Linked DNA regions of Homo sapiens: region 2 is linked to region 1. A link is a loop called in an ENCODE intact Hi-C map of the cell type or tissue named here. Cell type or tissue: psoas muscle. All regions are shown on one strand. Links, peaks and the distances in the headings refer to the core of each region. The heading gives the core; the rest is flanking DNA. Region 1 has its middle 100 kb from the start of DIP2C. Region 2 overlaps DIP2C (disco interacting protein 2 homolog C).

The links. A loop is a pair of places that touch in the nucleus more often than their neighbours do. Peaks named below come from ENCODE experiments on the same cell type or tissue, not always from the same donor. Only the 100,000 strongest peaks of a DNase experiment are listed, where the experiment ranks them.
Region 2: it touches region 1 in a loop (2.3-fold over the local background); 2 of 110 quality-filtered maps call a loop at or near these places.

What each region holds. Positions count from the first base shown.
Region 1 is chr10:788,041-790,939 of GRCh38, forward strand. No RefSeq gene overlaps it. Among named protein-coding and RNA genes, the nearest start is that of DIP2C, 100 kb to the left of the region's middle. RefSeq lists enhancers at 1-559, 855-999 and a cis regulatory region at 921-934. In psoas muscle, for the core only: a CTCF peak has its summit at 1,578; DNase peaks (open chromatin) are centred at 1,221 and 1,561; H3K4me3 peaks cover 1,183 bases.
Region 2 is chr10:616,753-619,651 of GRCh38, forward strand. The region is part of intron 1 of DIP2C (disco interacting protein 2 homolog C); the gene reads right to left. Among named protein-coding and RNA genes, the nearest start is that of DIP2C-AS2, 10 kb to the right of the region's middle. In psoas muscle, for the core only: no CTCF peak of the experiment used is centred there; a DNase peak (open chromatin) is centred at 1,709; H3K4me3 peaks cover 498 bases; H3K27ac peaks cover 2,248 bases.

The DNA.
Region 1 (2,899 bases), core at 219-2,718:
ATGTGGGAGCCGCCCTGGGAGGCCCCTCACTCTCCCCACACTGACCTCACATCCCCGTTACGTTCCTCATCCCAGGCTGGGCCAGCCACTGGGCGCTGGACAGAGCTTAGGAAGTAGGATGGCTCCGGGTGGGTTAGAAACCAGGTGCACGGCAGAAGCCGGCCTGGAGCCGCCCACAGCCCCAGCCATCCTTGGAGGGCCCCAGCCGAAGGAGCTGGTGCAGCTGGACACAGAGACCCGCTGGTGATGGGACCGGGCCACACGCTCCTGCAGGGCCCAAGCCGAGACCCCTGGCTGGAGGGTCAGCACCCAGGGTGGCAGCAGCTGCAGGGGGTCTAGGGAAGGACCGGGAGCAGAGCCTCAGCTCGTGCTGCTGCTCCATACACAGAACGCGCTGCGCAGGGGATCCTAGGCTTCCTGGGAGTCACATTAAAAAGCAACGTGAGACGGGCGGGGTTAATTCTGACGGTGATGTGTCCTCTGACCACATATCGCTAACGCACCATCATCCTGGTGTGGACTCGGAGGAAACACCACATGGCTTCTCTTGCCAAACCACCCACGTGTGGCAGGTGGTCACCGTGGAGCACGGGGGCCCAGTGTTTCTCAGACTGAAATCACACACAGACCCTCTTTAACAGAAACGAAAGTCTTGCCACTGCCCAGGGTTTTGATTTAATGGCTACTTATGCTGTACAAACAGCTTAATAAAACTGGGCACAAGCTCTTGCTGACTTGTATTCCGCCATAAAGCCGAATAGCCGCAAATAAAACAAATGTAATTAAAAACCAACATGAACATAACTTGGTGGGTGATGTTTTGCCGAGACAGCGCTGGCTCCAGAGGCCACTCTGGGGCAGGGGGACGTCGGCTTGGCTGTCCTCTGTGCGCTCCAGCTGGGAGGCCGCTTGGCCCCGCTGGGCTCAAAGGTCCCCCTGACGGACGTGCCTTGATGTTGCCACGTTGGACGGGATTAAAGTGCTGAGGCTGCTGTGACGGGTCAGGAAGACAAACTCGGCCCAGAGCACAACTGCGAGGCACACAGCCTTCCCAGAATGGCAGCAAAACCAAACATGGCCCTGGGAGGCCGCGGGGAAGTCCTACCTTGCAGAGCTCTGCTCCGGGGCCAGGGGGCGCTGGCTGGGGCCCCTTTGCAAGGCCCATGCGCCCTTCGACACCAGCCCCCGCCACAGGCTGCGCAGGCAGATGTTGCCGCTGCGTTTCCTCGCCAGGTGTCCATGGTGCCCTGCCCAGCGCTGCAGGCTCACCCAGTGTGGACGCAGGGGGCAAGGGAGCCTCTCCTGGGTCTCTGTCGCACGCCGATGGCTGTCTATCTGGGCAGGGGGTGGGGCTGGGGCCTTCGCCACGGGTGTGTCTTTCCTTTTTGTTTCCTGACGTGGAATTCTGTTGGGATTTTTGGGGACGATGACAGTAAGAACATCAAGGAGCTGCCACTGGATGGTGGAGCCGCCTCGTCACCAGAAGATCGCTCCAGCTGGCGTGGTGTCCGTCCCCCTGTCCTCCGGGAACTTTCCAGTCTCTGGTGAGCCTGGCCACAGACGCCCTCGTGAGGCAGCACTGGCCACTGGCAGGTCTGCTGAAGCCACAACCACACGGACAGGGACGGCTGGGCCGGGCTTCTCTGGCACTGACACTGAACCTGCGCGCGTGGTTCTGGGTGCCCTGGCAGTGGCTGGATCTGCCGCATGCAGAACCCCCTCCTGGCCCAATTGTCTGCACGAGGCAACCGGGGCGTGGGGAGGTCTGAGCTCCACAGTTCAGGCCACAGCACCCGAAGATGGAGCCTGGGACCCCTTTGCCTTTCCAATACGTGATGCCAAGAATTTCCCCAAATGTCCTCGGTTTTATCCCCGAGTGCGACATGGCTAGAAAGCGGAGCAGAGGCGCTGAGGGCAGGAAGAGGAAGATGCGCCAGGCCTCCCAGGCCAAATGCCAGCCCCATGCTCCTTGTTCGCTGGGCTCCTGCACTGCCCACTCCATGCACACATCCAAGCGGGCACAGTCACTGCCCCTCACGTGCCCAGGCCCACAGCCGCCCCCTGACCTCCAGCAGGCACTGGCGAGGCAGGGCAGAGGCTGCCAGGATAGAGATCAGTGGACAGAGACCTGGAGACAACGCAGGAGGGGGCCGTGTGCCGGCCTCACTCAGGGCAGCAGTCACCGATGGGGAGGGGTGTGGCCTGCGAGGCTGAAGTCTGAGCTGCTTTGCGCCAGGCCCAGCTGCAGGGAAAGCTGTAGGGCCAGTGAGTCTCCCTGCCGGGTCTCTCCCCAGCAAGCTGTAGGGCCAGTGAGTCTCCCTGCCGGGTCTCTCCCCAGCAAGCTGGTCAGCCCTCAGCAGGAGGTCACGTCCCGGCCTCCAAACCTGTTTCTGGCAGCCACAGACCCCTAGTCAAAGGGACCTGACGAGCCCGTGGAGCAGGGCTGAAATAGCCGGCTTTGGAAAAATCCAGCTCTAAGACTGTGTGTGCACGCCTTAAAAACCATTCAGGGCTGGGCATGGCAGCTCACACCTGTAATCCCAGTGCTTCGGGAGGCTAGGAGTTCGACGGCAAGACCCTGTACTACAAAAATAATTAGCCAGGCATGGTGGTGTGCACCTGTGGTCCCAGCTGCTTAGGAGGCTGAGGTGGGAGGATCACTTGAGCCCAGGAGTTCGAGGCTGCAGTAAGCCAAGATCATGCCACTGCACTCCAGCCTGGGCAACAGAGCCTGTCTCAAAAAAAACCTTTCAGGTGGAGCTTCTAGGAAAGGTGGTCTGCAGCAGGCATCCCTGAGCTGGGCCCCCAGGCACTGTCGGGGTGACGCTTCTTACCTGGACCACCATCTGTGTCCGCTGCACTGCACTTCCCCTCCTCCAGCACCGTCATCTAAGGGTGA
Region 2 (2,899 bases), core at 317-2,816, 170 kb before region 1:
GCAAGCATAGAGAGTCTAATGGGGTGCCTAGGAATCAGCATTTAACACAATTCTGATGAAAATATTTGAGAGCCACGCCCATCAGCGAGAGGCCGCCGTGGCCTCTACTCATTTGCAGGCTCTGAAAAGACAGATTCAGATAACAGGCCAGACAGGACAAGGATGGGGAGGTGGAGGGCAAATTCCATGGACCACCAACCACCCCCCATCCCCACTGAGACTCCGTGATTTAAGGAAAGAAAGCCAGGGAGGGACTGAGATTTCACATAAAATGCGTAGCACATGGCTAAGGGCCAAGGTTAGGCAAGCCAGGAGCACACAACGGGGTTCACAGGCCCAGAGGTGCCCCCACACCCAGACCCCATGCAGACCTCCCAGGCACTGCCTCTGTGCCTCCCGCCTGACTTATTTCCTGCCCCCCGCCCCTACTGTGTTGGTATCTCAGCCGCCCCCTGAAATACACGACCTCCGCCCCCCACTACCGCACATGCCTCTCTACAAACTTGGGGGACTGCAAATAGCAGCGGGGTAAGAGCTGGGCTCTAGGGCCAACGTCCTGGCTGAGACACTAGTTCCACCCCACTCAGCTGTGATGTGAGCCCCTGAGATTTCTCAAATGTGAGATGGGAATGGTAACTGAACCCACTTCCCAGGGTGGCTGTGGAGACTGAGACCACACATGGCCATATCACGGCATCCAGCACACGTGGGACCCTAGCCGTGTTGCCCTTGATGGGAATCCTTCTATGCACCCTCTGCCACCAGGGCCAACTCCCAACAGTAGCTGTGGAGGGTGTGTCCTCTATTCCCACTCCACCCACCTCCCATTGCTCCACGCAGTGACCTGCCACGTAGCGGCCACCAGCAAACCCAGCCCCACTGTCCAGGCTCCTGTGGATACCACCCCCCCACCCCCACCCCTGCTTGGGGCGTCTTCCACTTGCGGTTCCGAAGGAGGCTGAGAAACCACCCTCAAGGGCGCTCACCTGCTCCTTGTTGCACGTAATGACCTGCCACACAGGGCAACCAGCAAACCCAGCTCCACCATCCAGGCTCTGGTGGGTAACCGCCCCCCCAGCCCCAGGTGTCTGGGAGGCTCAAAAACTGCCCTCCAAGGGCACTCATCTGTTCCTTATTGCACTAATACCTCGTTTACAGAAATCCACTTTGACTTCCCTGCACTGCAGGTGTGACAATTTAGGAATCCTGCTTGCTTGTGAGCTCCAAGAGCTTGAGGTCACGTCCACCTCACCAGCATCCCAGGACCCAGTACTGTCCCACTCTGTGATTGTGTGTTTAAAATTCCAAAATACTCTTTCAGAATGCTATTGGCATTTGGTCTGCACATAAAATGCTAAAAACCCTCAAGTGAAACAAGTATCTTCAACAGTTTGATTCAATCATGTGAGTTACACATCTGCCAAGTTGTAAAGCCTCATGCATTTTTCTGATAATATTTTCTTATGTATGGTCAAATGGTTCATTAATATAAATTACAAGAATCTCTAAGAAACAGGTTTTTTTCTGGCATTAGATGACCAAAGGAAAACTGGGTTCTGGCTGGCTTGCAGGCCTGGAGAGGCAGACATATCTGCTGAAACACAACCAAGCTCCTTCCCACTGACATGGCCTCGTCCCAGGCCCCTGAGCCGGACGCCCGCAGGCCCCTGGAGGAGCAAGCTGACCTGCCCACATTTCTCAAATGCACAGCTGTCGCTCGCACTGCAGACAGAGCTCAAGGCACGAGCAGGCGCCCACCATGCTAAAAATACCACACAGCGTCCACGCCAGGTGACGGTGGCTTTCACTCCATCCCAAAGCTCCATGTATGAATTTAGTCATGACTACTAAATAATGATTTTTAGACTCTCATGACAGACTTTGTTTGCTTTTATGCAACAAAGTTAAAAGACTATCACTCAGCTACAGCCTCTGAAACCGTGGAATAATTATTTGGGAACAGAGCCTCTGCCAGATCAGGATAAGTGCTTGGGACAATACCCCGTGACCTCGGTCCACACAGACACGTGCAGACCAGAGCCCTCCCGCACTGCTCAGCCACACGGCCACGTTCAGGCTGAAGCCGCACGATCGCCAGAAACACTGTCCCTCGCCAAGGTATGCCTGGCTTCTCCCTTTTTCCAGAACTTAACAAAACCTGAAAGGACAGGTCTGTGTAGAAAAACATCAAAAATACTTCCAATTCTTCTTTCCAGCTGAGGCTGCAGGAAGCTCATTTCAGCCCTCACTGTGTTCTGACTGTGGCCTGCTTCCCATAAGAAATAAAATCAGAATTCTAGTCGCTGTCTCCTGAGCTGTGTGGCAGGCGGACATACCTTCAGTTATGTGAGGAAAGGCACGGTGAGCCCCCTTCCTTCAGTAAAACTGCAGTTCCCAGAACACTGATGCCGTCCCCCTAACGCCACTGTGAACACCTGGACAAGTCACATTTCAATACGTGCACCTTCGTGGGCTAGTTTTACTACTTCTCTATTAAATCACCCCAAACTTAGTGCCCCAAACAACACGAACTTATTTTCTCACATTTCTGGAAACTGGAATCCAAAACAGGTCCCACCAGCTAACGTCGAGATGTCAGCAGGGCTGGCTCCGGGGAAGCGACCGTCTCCTTGCCTCCCTCAGCCTCTAGAGGCTTCCGCATCCCCTGGTCCTTATGGCACCCACCATCTTCAGAGCCCACGGCAGCCCTGGCGGCTCCTCAACAGGAAGACGCAGAATATCGGGAGCACAGGCTTTATGCCAGGGCCAGGACCAAGCCCGCCCGCCCGCCCTCCCACCCAGCTCCTCACGCACTCCCGTGCGAGCTAATATAGATTCCACTTTAACTAGTGTCACCTGTGCAAGGGGTAAGTGCCCAGCTGTGAACCTGGTTACCCTC